Linked DNA regions of Homo sapiens: all the other regions are linked to region 2. The links are chromatin contacts, found by Hi-C or POLR2A ChIA-PET in ENCODE. All regions are on one chromosome and are shown on one strand. Each heading gives the region's core, a stretch centred on a gene start or an enhancer-like site at or near the end of the contact. The rest is flanking DNA. Distances are from core to core; before and after follow the strand shown.

Evidence for each region. Hi-C counts contacts between places; a loop is a spot of excess contacts on that map. ChIA-PET counts read pairs that join two places held with the same protein, here RNA polymerase II (POLR2A). Pooled maps may share reads with other maps.
Region 1: a loop to region 2 is called in a pooled map, with 1.9 times the contacts of the local background. The contact joins the enhancer-like site here to the promoter of SLC35A3 in region 2. A Hi-C loop is called at or near these places in 1 of 50 pooled maps. POLR2A ChIA-PET finds 5 or more read pairs at or near these places in 2 of 52 experiments (PC-3 and WTC11).
Region 3: a map of gastrocnemius medialis shows a loop between it and region 2 (2.6-fold over the local background). The contact joins the enhancer-like site here to the promoter of SLC35A3 in region 2. A Hi-C loop is called at or near these places in 7 of 168 maps with a recorded cell type or tissue (IMR-90, K562, MCF 10A and 4 more), 5 of 37 single-sample maps with no recorded cell type and 21 of 50 pooled maps. POLR2A ChIA-PET finds 5 or more read pairs at or near these places in 5 of 52 experiments (GM12878, HEK293T, K562 and 2 more).

The regions. Positions count from the first base shown.
Region 1 is chr1:100,181,958-100,186,275 of GRCh38, forward strand. No RefSeq gene overlaps it. Among named protein-coding and RNA genes, the nearest start is that of LRRC39, 5.9 kb to the left of the region's middle. Within about 2 kb of position 2,759, at least 2 of the 41 ENCODE cell types and tissues checked have a DNase peak (open chromatin) inside an H3K27ac peak, as active enhancers do.
Region 2 is chr1:99,967,362-99,971,927 of GRCh38, forward strand. It overlaps SLC35A3 (solute carrier family 35 member A3), which reads left to right and starts at 2,635. Exons shown (of 8, transcript NM_012243.3): 1 at 2,635-2,801. The region is part of intron 1 of LOC124904230 (a long non-coding RNA gene); the gene reads right to left. RefSeq lists enhancers at 2,115-2,164, 2,225-2,274, 2,995-3,084 and a silencer at 2,675-2,874.
Region 3 is chr1:99,806,314-99,810,407 of GRCh38, forward strand. No RefSeq gene overlaps it. Among named protein-coding and RNA genes, the nearest start is that of FRRS1, 42 kb to the left of the region's middle. RefSeq lists an enhancer at 2,961-3,461. Within about 2 kb of position 2,563, at least 4 of the 41 ENCODE cell types and tissues checked have a DNase peak (open chromatin) inside an H3K27ac peak, as active enhancers do; they include GM12878 and gastrocnemius medialis, where a contact is called at or near this core.

The DNA of each region.
Region 1 (4,318 bases), core at 1,509-4,008, 210 kb after region 2:
TTTCTTAGATCCCGTGTATAAGTGAAATTAAGTGGTATATTTGTGTTTCTGTTCCTGGCTTATTTCACTTAATATAATGTCTTCCACATTTATTCATGTTGTTGCTAGTGACAGGATTTCTTTCTTTTTCAAGGCTGAATAACACTCCATTGTGTACATATGCATTTTCTTTATCCATTCATCTGTTGATGAACACTTAGGTTCATTTCATCTTGGCTAGTGTGAATAATATTGTAATAAGCATCAGGGTGCAGATATCTGTTTGACATACTGATTTCCTTTATTTTGGATACGTACTTAGTACTGGATTAATGGATCCTATAGTAGTTTTTTAATTTTTAATTTTTTTTAGGAATCTCCATACTGTTTTTCACAAGGGCTGTACTAATTTACATTCCCACCAACAATGTGCAAGGGTTTCCTTTTCTCCACATCCTCACCAACACGTGTTATCTTTTGTGTTTTTGATAACAGTCATTCTAACAGGCGTGAGGTGATATCTCACTGTGATTTTTGATTTGGGGCACTTTTTCATATACCTGTTGGATATTTTTATGTCTTCTTTGGAGAAATGTCTACTCAGATCCTTTGCCAATTTTTAAATTGAGTTCTTTGTTTTCTCATTGCTGAGTTGAGTTTCTTTTTTTTTTTTTTTTTTTTTATTAACCCCTTATCGGATGTATGATTTGCAGACAGGTTGTCTCTTCACTTTGTTGTTTGTGTTCTTGGCCGTGCAAGAGATTTTTAGTTTGGTGTAATCCCATTTGTCAATGTTTGTTTTTGTTGCCTGTGTTTTTGGATTTGTATCCAAAAAATTATTGCCCAGATGAATGTCATGGAGCTTTTCTTCTATGGTTTCTTCTAGTAGTTTTATAGTTTTAGGTCTTATATTTAAGTCTTTAATTCATTTGTAGTTTATTTTTTAATGTAGCATGAAGTATTAGTTTTATTCCTCTGTATATGGATATCCAGTTGTCCCAACACCATTGAGTGAAGAGAGTGTTGTTTGCTGATTGTGTGTTCTTGGCACCTTTGTCAAAAATCAGTTGACTGTTGGCTGGGCATATTGGCTTATGCCTGTAATCCAAGCACATTACGAGGCTGAGATGTGTGGATTGCTTGAGGTCAGGAGTTTGAAACCAACCTGGGCAACATAGCAAGCCCCTGCCTCTACAAAAAAAAAAAAAAGTTTTAATTAGCTGGGCATAATGGGGCACACCTGTAATCTTAGCTACTCAGGAGGGTGAGGCAGGAGGATCCTTTGAGCCCAAGAGCTCAAGGCTGCAGTAAGCTATGATAGCATCACTGCACTTCAGCCTGGGTGACAAAGGGAGACCCTGTCTCAAAACAAACAAAAAACCAATTGACCATAAATGTGTGAATTTATTTCTGGGCTCTCTATTCTGTTCTATCGGTCTGCGTCTGTTTTTATGCCAGTACCATACTGTTTTACTTATTTGTATTTTTAGAGACAGGGTCTCACTATGTTGCCCAGGCTGGCATTGAACTCCTGGGCTCCAGCAATCCTCCTGCCTTAGCCTCCCTAGTAGCTGGGACTATAGGCATGTGCCTCTGCACCTGGCTATCATGCTGTTTTCTTGCAGCCTTTTTTGAGGCAGGATCTCACTGTGTTGCCCAGGCTAGAGTGCAGTGGTACAATCAGAACTCTTTGCAGCCTCGACCTCCCAGGCCCAAGCAATTCTCCCACCTCAGTCTCCTGAGTAGCTGGGGCCACAGGCACACGCCACCATACCCAGCATTTAAAACATTTTTTGCAGAGACAGGTTCTGCCTGTGTTGCCCAGGCTGGTCTTGAATTCCTGGGCTCAAGCAATCCTTCTGCCTCAGCCTCCCAAAGTGTTGTGATTATAGGCGTGGGTCACTGTGTCCAGCCTTATCATGCTGTTTGATTACTGTAGCGGTGTGGTATATTTTGAAGTCAGGTAGTGTCAACACCCCAGCTTTGTTCTTTTTGCTCAAGATTGCTTTGGCTATTTGAAGTCTTTTGTGGAACTTTAGGATTGTTTATTCTATTTCTGTGAAAACAGTCATTAGGATTTTGATAGAGATTTCATTGAATCTGTAGATCACTTTGGGTAGTATGGACACTTTAACAATATTAATTCTTCCAATCTATGAACATGGGATATCTTTTCATTTATTTATGTCTTCAATTTTTTTCATCAATGTTTTATAGTTTGCAGTGGACAGATCTTTCACCTCTAGTTGAATTTATTTCTAAGTATTTTTTTTTCTTTCTAGCTATTGTAAAATATTTTTTATTTCCTTTTTGGATAGTTTGTTGTTAGTGTATAGAAACACAATGATTTTTGTATGTTAATTTTATATCCTGCAACTTTACTGACTTTATTAGTCTTAACTTTTTTTTTTTGGTGGAGTCATTAGAGTTTTTTTTTTAATATATAAGATCATGTAATCTGTAAACAGGGACAATTTAACATTTTCCTTTCCAATTTGTATGCCTTTTATTTCTTTATCTTTCCTAATTGCTCTGGCTAAAACTTACAGTACTATATTGAGTAGAAGTGACAGGTGTGGGCATCTGATATGGTTTGGCTGTGTCCCCACCCAAATCTCATATCAAATTGTAATTCAAATTGTAATCCCCACATATCAAGGGAGGGACTTGGAGGGAGGTGATTGGATCATGGGGGTGGTTTCCCCCATGCTGTTGTCGTGATAGTGAGTTCTCACAAGATCTGGTTGTTTGATAAGTGTCTGGTGCTTCCCCCTTCTTGCTCTCTCTCTTGCCTGCTGCCATGTAAGACAAGCTTTGCTTCCCCTTTGTCTTCTGCTGTAAGTTTCCTGAGGCCTCTCCAGTCATGCAGAACTGTGAGTCAATTAAGCCTCTTTTGGTAGTATCTTTATAGCAGTGAGAGAACAGATTAATACAGCATCCTTGTCTTGTTCCTGATCTTATAGAAAAAGCTTTCAACTCTTCACCATTGAGTATAATGTTGGCTGTGGGTTTGTCACATCTGGTCTTTCTTGTGTTGAGGTACATTCCTTCTATACCTAATTTGCTCAGTTTTTTAAATGAAAGGATGCTGAATTGTGTCAAATGCTTTTTTTTACATCTATTGAAATGATCAAATGATTTGTGTCTTTTAGTCTGTTAATGTGGTGTATCACATTTATAGATTTGTGTATGTTGATCCATCCTTACATCTGAGATAGAATGGGTAATTCCTTTTTTTTTTTTTTTTTTTTTGAGACAGAGTCTCACTCTGTCACCAGGCTGGAGTGCAGTGGTGTGATCACGCACCACAACCTCCACCTCCTGGGCTCAAGTGGTCCTCTGACCTCAGCCTCCTGAGTAGCTGGGACTACAGGCATGCACCACCATGCCCAACTAATTTTTTATTTTTTATTTTTGATAGAGTTGGAGTTTCACTATGTTGCCTAGGCTGGTCTCAAACTCCTGAGCTTAAGCAGTCCACCAGCCTCAGCCTCCAAAATGCTGGGATTACAGGGATAAGCCACTGCACCCAGCCGAGACTGGACAATTTCTAAATGACAGAATTTATTGCTCATAGTTCTGGAGGCTGGGAAGTCCAAGATCAAGGCACCAGCAGATTTGGTGTTTGGCAAGGGTGTATTCCTCATAGGTAGTACTTTCTCCCTGTATCCTCACAGGTGAAACAAGCTCCTTCAGGGCCTCTTTTATAAGGACACTAATCCCATTTATGAAGGCAATGTCCTTATGATCTAATTATCTCCCAAAAGCCCCACTTCTTAATACCATCACCTTGGGGATTAGGTTTCAATGTATGAATTAATGGGGGGGACACAACATTCAGACCATAGCAGGGTCCAACTTCATTCTTTTGTATTCTTCATTCTAGTGTTCCCAGCACCACTTGCTGAAAAGACTGTTCTTTCCCCTTTCACAAGAGTGTGAATTGTCTTGGCACCCTTGTCAGAAAAACATTTGACCATATATGTGAGGGTTTATTTCTGGGCCTCTATTCTATTCCATTGGTCTTTATGTCTGTCTTTATGCCAGTACTACACTGTTGTGAACACCGATACTCCTTTATGTGGAAATCTTCCAGGTAAGGTTGGGTGGATGGATGTGTGTGTGTCTGTGTGTCTATGCAAGGAAAACTCTTAAATAACAGACTGTACACTTGCCAAATGTTAATGGGTCATTCTTCTCCATATTTTGAGATTTATATTAGAAAGTTATGGCTACATCCTAACTTGAACCACTTGGTCTCACAAAACAGAGACTGTTTCTAAGGAGAGGTGGGGAATGTTGGTGGACACCAAATGTCTTTCCCCTGGACCTTAAACTC
Region 2 (4,566 bases), core at 1,385-3,884:
AAAAGGCATAGAAATTTATTAGTGTACATGAGGAGAAATCACAGGGTGATTACTCTTATCCCCCATGTAGTACAGAAGGGTATACCATCTTTACAAAGAATGAGAGCTCCAAGCATGGCCAAAAATAGATTATGGTGGTAAATCAGGTTATAGTGGCAAAACAAGTTACGGGAGGGACAGAAGCAGAGGCCTGACTAACAAAGGTGGGTAGCAGCCCTCAGAGAGAATAGATGGTGGAAGTTTCTTTCAGACCTTTAAAAGTGTCAGAATCTCAGTAAATCTTTCCTAGATCTGGACAAGGAAGGGCCTCAGAGAAAGCCTGGCTACATTAATGCAGATTCTCCACAGATGCAAATCTGCCCTACAAGAGACAGTTTTGCAGGGCTACTGGGCTACTTTTTTTTTTTTTTTTTTTTTGAGACAGGGTCTTGCTCTATCAGCCAGGCTGGAGTACAGTAGCATGATCATGGCTTAATGTGGCCTTGAACTCCTGGGATCAAGTGATCGTCCCACCTCAGCCTCCCTCATGAGTAGCTAGGACTAAAGGCATGTACCATTATGACTGGTACATGTTTAAATTTTTATTTTTTGTAGTGATGGGATCTCAATATGTTGCTCAGGCTGGTCGCGATCTCCTGGGCTCAAGCAATCCGCTGGCCTCAGCCTCCCAAAGTCTTGGGATTACAAGCGTGAGCCACCACATCTGGCCTGCAAAGGCTACTTCTGATTGCAGGCCCTCTAAACAGTCATCTCAAAATATGTCAAAGTAGTATATTTTGGGGTAAAATATTTTGATTTCCTTCAAAGCCATTGTAGGGTTAATAATTGGCCTAATTTCAATATTGCTGTTTATTGGGAAATAGGGAGGCCCAAGGGGGAGAAGTGTGGGGAAATGGGCAGTTGGTGGAGTAGTCAGAACACACATAACATTTATTAATTAAGTTTGCCTTTCTATATGAGTGCAGTACATGGCACCTGTATTAGTCCATTTTCATGGTGCTGATAAAGACATACCCGAGACTGGGAAGAAAAAGAAGTTTAATTGGACCTACAGTTCCACATGGCGGGGGAGGCCTCAGAATCATGGCGGGAGGTGAAAGGTACTTGCTTACATGGCTGCAGCAAGAGAAAAATGAGGAAGAAGCAAAATCAGAAACCCCAGATAAACCCATCGGATTTCATGAGACTTATTCACTATCATGAGAATAGCACAGGAAAGACTGGCCCCCATGATTCAATTATCTCCCCCTAGGTCTCTCCCTCAACACGTGGGAATTCTGGGAGATACAGTTCAAGTTGAGATTTGGGTGGGGACACAGCCAAACCATATCAGCACCCCAAAACAATTACCATAGTAACATCAAAGATCATTGATCACAAAGCACTATACCAGATATAATAATGATGAACAAATTTAAATATTGCAAAAATTATTGAATATTATGTGACACAGAGACACAAAGTGAGCACATGCTGTTGGAAAAATGGCACCAATAGATGTGCTTGAGGCAAGGTTGCCACAAACCTTCAATTTGTAAAAAAAAAAAACAAAAAAACAAAAGCAATGTCTGTGAAGAGCAATAAAGCAAATCACAATAAAACGAGGCATGCTGTTATCATCATCTAACAGGCACATTTTGGTTTCAAAAAAAACTGGGCATGTATTAAGATCTAATATGTATTTTACCATCCAGGAATTTTCTCAAGACTGTATTGCAGAAAATTTTAAAACCAGTTATTCTACTCTAATACAGTTACTTATTTTTCTTCAATATCACTTTTTTTCTAAGTATGTCTCTCTTGGACATGGTTTTAATCATTTGCAATATAAAGAGACATAGGCTTAATTTATAGCAGCCCTGAGTTAACAAAAAGAGATAATCCTATTCGCTTATTTGATAATCCAGCTGAACCTGAAGTACTGATTTCAGCCTGTTCATCACCTGAATGGGCTGCCGTGGTTAGAGGGTTTCCAACACAGCTACTGGAACACTTTTAAAAGGTAATGCTGTGATCCATGCAGCCAGGAAGGGGTTGGTCCCTCATAACTCTGCAATCCTCTGGGCCCAGTTTTCTTTTTCCTCTCCCGGTTGATGACACTAGGCCCATTGGTGGTACGGCTTTGGGTTTCCTTCAGTCTCAAGATCTCAGTCAGGGTGGGTGAAGTGGAAGAACAAGCCTTCTTGCAGACCACTGGTTGGTTGGCAGCCTTTGCCATAGCTAATCTGGTTGTTTTCAGGTCAGTGACAGTCACTTTTAGGAGAGGGTTCGTTTGCTTTCAAAATCCATCTCCCCGTTCCTCTCAGGGTTCTTTGCCCCAAAGGACTTTGCCCTTCCTTACGCAGTGGACACCTTGGCACCCTCTGCAAACAGACAGTCCCGCAGAGGCCCTCGACGAGTGTCACTCCATCTGTTTCGCGCTCCTAGGAGAGGTGTAGCAGAAAGCAGTGCCCCAGGCCTCCACGCGACGGTGAAGCAGGAACCAGGGGCTGCCAGCAGAGCAGCCCAGGTGCGTCGCCTTAGGGACAGAGCTGCCAAGTGCCGAGCTGGGGCTGCCAGAGCCGAGCCGGGAACGGCATTTGCCAGAGCCGAGGCGGAAGCCGGAGCATTTGGGGGACGGGACCGCGGGAACCCGGAAACGCCTGGGCTGCACCGAGCTGGCGGTGGCTACGGCGACGGGAGCCGGCGGCGCTGCGGGTCAGCGGTCGCGTAGGACCCAGCGGACTCGGCAGCCTGGGGCGCCCGGCGGAGCTGAACCGCGGCCCCCGGTGGTGGGCTCAGCCGGTCGAGCTGCGCGGGAGGTGAGTCCTCAGCGCACCTGGGGAGGGGCGGGAACCAGGAGGCTAGCGGCTGCGGGGCGGCCCGGGAAGCTCCTGGAGGAGGAGGAAGAGGAGGCATGCGAGGGGGCTGATGTGAAGTCTGTAGGGGTGAAGGGGACGGTATCGAAGACCTGAAATACAGTGCTAGCTAAGTAGGGGTGGGAGCAGATGAGGTGACACGTTGTAACTCCGACGGACGACGTGCGGAATGTACTGGGTGGAGGAGGAAAAAAGGCCCGAGGAGAGGGGTGTGTCAAGCGAATGAAGACGGCAGTGTGTGCCTCAGCGCCTGGTGCGTGCGGAGCTAGTGACGGGTGGGCCCGGCTGGGGCCCGTCATTCCTTCAGTGAACATCCCATGAGCTCTCGCTCGGTGTTGAGCCCTGTGGTAGGCACAGATGCACCCGACCAGCACCTGGAGCTCAAGAAGCCGCAGGAACTTAAAGAAATGGAAAGGCTGCCCTTGGTAAGGCTAGTAAGAACACAAGGACTGTTTGAAGTGGGGTGAGATTCTCATCAGAACAGGTGTGTGGGTGCATTGCTTTATAGTAAAAGACGATCTTTTATTATGTTCTCTTAAATGCAGTATTTGAAAATTAAGTCTTTTCGTTTTTGAAATCAACATTCGACTTTAGTAGTTAAAGATGAAATTTGGTGCAGTTTCTTACTTGGTGTTCTTATTCACTTTCACTGGTAAACTCAGGGTGTTTCAAGGGAATGACTTGTAAACTTATATTTCTGAGGCTAACTTTCCTCCCAACTGTTGATTCTATCTCTTCAGCATCTCAAATTTAGTTCTCCCCTTTTTCATTCCCACTACCTGTCTGCTAAATATGCTCGTCTTTCCTCTTCTTACTTGCACTATAGCAATAACTTCCAAACTGGACTTGTCCTCAGCCTGGCACCCTTCCAGTCACTTGCCTCCATATTACTTTTAAAGCCAAAGATCTTATGACTTTCTTTTTTTGGTTATTCCTTCCTCAGAAATACGCAGTGACTCTCGATCGGCTTCAGAATAAAATGTAAATTATTTAGGGAGGCATTTAATAAATTTTATATTATTTAGGGAGGCTTCAGATTTTTCCTTCAGAATTTGAGTCTGACGGTGGCTCCAGTAAAATCAATATGATTCTTTTTTTTTTTTTTTAGACGGAGTCTCGCTCTGTCGCCCAGGCTGGAGTGCAGTGGCGCAATCTCAGCTCACTGCAAGCTCCGCCTCCCGGGTTCATGCCGTTCTCCTGCCTCAGCCTCCTGAGTAGCTGGGACTACAGGCGCCCGCCGCCACGCCCGGCTAATTTTTTTGTATTTTTAATAGAGACGGGGTTTCACCATGTTAGCCAGGATGGTCTCGATCTCCTGACCTCGTGATCCACCCACCTCGGCCTCTCAAAGTGCTGGGATTACAGGCGTGAGCCACCGCACCCGGCCCCCAATATGATTCTTTCTTTTTTCCTTTTATTAAACAAGTATTACTTTTTTCCACATATCCTATTTTTTAGCCAAACTAGTCGTTAATTAGACGTCCAGTTTCTGAACATGCTATATGCCTGTCAGCCTTGGTGTTTGCTTTTATCATTTCTTCCTACAAAGAAGAAACAAGGAAGGCCTTCCTTGCTGTCTTTGTAGAAATTCTACTTATTCTTCAATTCCTTAAATGCCATCTCTTTCTTATGCAGCTTTCTGAAATCTGCCATAAATCCAGTTCATTCTTTTTTTCTTTTTCTTTTTCTCTTTTTTTGAGAGAGTTTT
Region 3 (4,094 bases), core at 1,313-3,812, 160 kb before region 2:
ACCTCTTTTATATTAACCTCCTTATTAAAACTGGTTTCTCAGAAGCATGCCATTGACATAGCACAACTGTCCATCCAATACCATTTATTGAGTTTTACGTCTTTTAAAAACTCCTGGTTTTATTTTGGGATCAAGTTGAATATCTGTGATGAGAAGAGTAAATCCCTTTCTCCACCCCTGCCTTTTGGCACCACTGTGATGCTCTTAGACAGGTGTTCCACGCAAATGAAACATTTTTTTAAATTAAGAATGCAGATTATATATGCAGGCCCCACAAAACTTTCTTTGTATGAGGAGTTGAGATAGCTCCTGAAAGAGAACTTATTTTAAAGAAATCAGGCACAAGCTGATTCAGTAACAGAGCCTTGGTGGGAGAGAAGGGACAATTCTGAACAAAGAATGGTGTTTGACAATTATATTTATTGCCAAAAACAGTCTCCAAGGACTTATATTGCAGTCCTAGGAAGAGGGGAATGATGTAAGTAAAACCAAAGAACTGTGTATTAATTATTGCTGTGTAACAAATTACCACACATTTAATGGCTGAAAACAGTTCACATTTACAGATGCTCCTCAACTTACAATGGGGTTACATCTCAATAAGCCCACCATAAGTTGAAAATATTGTAAGTCAAAAATGCATTAAATATATCTAACTTACCGAACATCATAGTTTAGCCTAGCCTACCTTAAACATGCTTGGAACACTTACATTAGCCCACTATCAGGCCAAATCATCTGGAAACACAGTACACTGTAGAGTACCCAGTTGTTTACCCTTCTGATTGTGTGGCTGACTGGGAGCTGTGGCTTGCTGCCACTGCCCAGCATGGAGAGAGAATATTGTACTGTATATCACTAGCCTGTGAAAATATCAAAATTCAAAATACAGTTTCTCCTGAATACTTAACGTCCTTTGTCCCATCATGAAGTCACAAAAATCATAAGTTGAACCATAGTAAGTCAAGGACTGTCTGTATAAGCTCACAGAATCTGGGCATAGCTTAACTGGGTCCTCTCCTTCAAGGTCTCTCATCAGGCTGCAATCAAGGTGTTGGCCAAGGCTGTGATCTCATCTGAAAGCTCAACCGAAGAGGATGATCTGCTTCCAAGTTCATGTGGTTGTTACAATTCCCTGTGTTTTGTTGGACTGAGAGCCTCAATTTCTTGCAGCTGACAGCCAGCAGCCACCCTCAGTTTCTTTTCACTGAGTCTCCCTAGCATGGCTGCTTGCTTCATGCATGCAAACCCAGAAGGCGATCAAGAGAGTCTGCTAGCATGTAAATTAGCGCAACCACTATGGAGAACAGTTTGGTGGTTCCTCAAAAAACTAAAAATTGAGTTACTATATGATCCAGCAATCCCATTGCTGGGTATACCCAAAAGAAATGAAGTCAGTATATTGAAGAGATATCTGCACCCCTATGTTTGCTGCAGCACTGTTTACAATAGCTAAGATTTGGACAAACTAAGTGTCCACCAACAGATGAATGGATAAAGAATATGTTATACATATACACAATGGAATACTATTCAGCCATAAAAAGAATAAGATCCCATCACTTACTACAACACAGATGGAACCGGAGATCATTTTACTAAGTGAAATAAGCCAGGCACACAAAGACAAACACTGCATGTTCTCACTTATTTGTGTGATATAAAAATTAAAACAGTTGAACTCATGGACATAGAAAGTAAAAGGACAGTTACCAGAGGTTGGGAAGGATAGTGTGTGGGGCAGGGAGAAGGTGGGAATGGTTAATGGGTACAAGAAAATAGAAAGAATGAATAAGACCTATTTTATCATTTACCTATTTTATCATTTATCTGTTGTGCTATCGCACAACAGAGTGACTATAGTTAATAATAACTTAATTGCACATCTTAAAATAACTCAAAGAGTGTAAATGGATTGTTTGTTACTCAAAGAATAAATGCTTGAGGGGATGGATACCCTATTCTCCATGATGTGGTTATATCACATTTCATGCCTGTAATCAAAACATCTCATGTACCCCATAAATATATACACCTACTATACCCACAAAAATTAAAAAATAAAACTAAAAAAGAGAGTCTGTTAGCAATACAGAAGTTACAATACTGTCCAGTGTAATTGCAGTGTGACATCCCATCACCTCAGCCATATTCTGTTGGTTAAAAGCTAGTCACAGGTCTCATCCACACTCCTGTGAAGGGATTACATAAGCCATAATATCAGGGACAGGGACATATGGAGCCCATTTTAGAATCTTTCTGCCTCAAACTGGTTCATCAAAAACTCTGAAAGTCACTGGAGTATCAGCAGCATGCTTTAGTAGAGCGTAACATAAGAGAAGAAGAAAGTATTTAGTAGTGGAATCTTCTCGTCAGTGTAAGAGCACAGAGAACCTAGAGGGACTTGGGAACAATCTGAGGCTGAAGGATACTAAAACAAACTAGAATTCCTTGTATTTTTGTTTCGGACCAGCCTTAAAAGGGAAACACATTAAAGTCAGTAAATGTAAATAACCACACGGTGGCAGTAGATGCCAAGAAATTTTAAGTGTTACGTGTAACTGAGGGCATGGAAGAGCAAGTTTATCTCCCTATATGGCCACCCACGTTTTCCTTTCTGTCTGACTGCTGGAAGGAAAGGGGGAGGTAACTAGAATCTTTCCACACACTCATCCCTGAAGCACTACCCATAAAGTATTACCACTGAAGAGTGAGGACATAGACAGTTCACTGTATTCCTCCCCCAATTCCTAGAAGAGTAGTAAGGGTCTTAAGGCGGGAGAATGAGACCTCCTGAAATACTTATGAAGCCTTCCCTTATCAAGTACTCACAGCCAAATATTTCAGAGTGGCGTTAATTAAAACAATGTCATACTTGGTCTGCTGTGAAGCCTGCCTAGTTCAGAGTTGATACCACTGGGGAAATCCCAGGGGAAAATAAGTGTCAAATAAAAGAAGGAATATTATTTCCACAAATGAGAGACATTAAGGATAAAGGCTTAACACCATATAGGCATGCCTCACATATATATACAGTGCATATATTCACACGTACACTGTACAGAATTCCATAGTTAGCATTACCCAGTCAGAGTGACTAGATCTGGCATTAATAAAAGAGGAGATAACTCAACAGAATTGAGTGCTCCAAAGTTGTATTACGAGAGAGGTTTTATTATCTGAGTTTATGTATAAACCGAGAAATCTTAATAAGACCTTTTCTGATTGTCTCATATCTTCTTAATTAGTCCATATCCAAAGGGGTTAATAACTGGCACTGTTCGAATTTGTTTAATCCTGAGATATTCTACAAAGGCAGTTTGGTGTTACAAAAGTGAAAGTTCCTTATATGTTTAGGTTTTCTTTTTTTCATAGACAAGGTCTCACTATATTGCCCAGGTTGGTCTCAAACTCCTGGACTCAAGCTATCCTCCCACCTCAACCTCCCAAAGTGCTGGGATTACAGGCACGACCCTCTGTGCCCAGCTACGTTCTTTTTCTAGGTAATATAACATTCCCTTTTGCTAATAGATGGGCCAAAGAGTTTGAAAGTGCCTCATCAAATCTAAAATGGTTGTGTTTGTTTTATATAAATGACAATGGTCCAATAGTTGGCTAGTCTTGGAGGGTTGGTAAATTTCTTTCTTTCTTTTTTTTTTTTTTTTTTCTGAGATAGGGTCTCACTCTGTCACACAGGATGGAGTGCAGTGGCATAAACACAGCTCCCTGTAGCCTCTATCTCCCAAGCTCAAGTGATTCTCCCACCTCAGCCCCACAAGTAGCTGGGACCACAGGTGCAATCCTCCCACCTCAGTCCCCCAAGTAGCTGGGACTACAGGCATGCGCCACCAAGCCCAGCTAATTTTTGTATTTTTGTAGAGACCAAGTTCCACCATGTTGCCCAGGCTGGTCTCCAACTCCTGAGCTCAGGCATTCTGCCCAGCTCAGCTCCCCGAACTGCTAGGATTACAGGTGTGAGCCACCATTTCTGCCCAAGCGTTGGTAAATTTTTAACATTATCTTTTGCCAACTATATACCCATACAAATCACAATAATATGTAATCACCTGAGGAGTTAATATGAGCAAAGATCT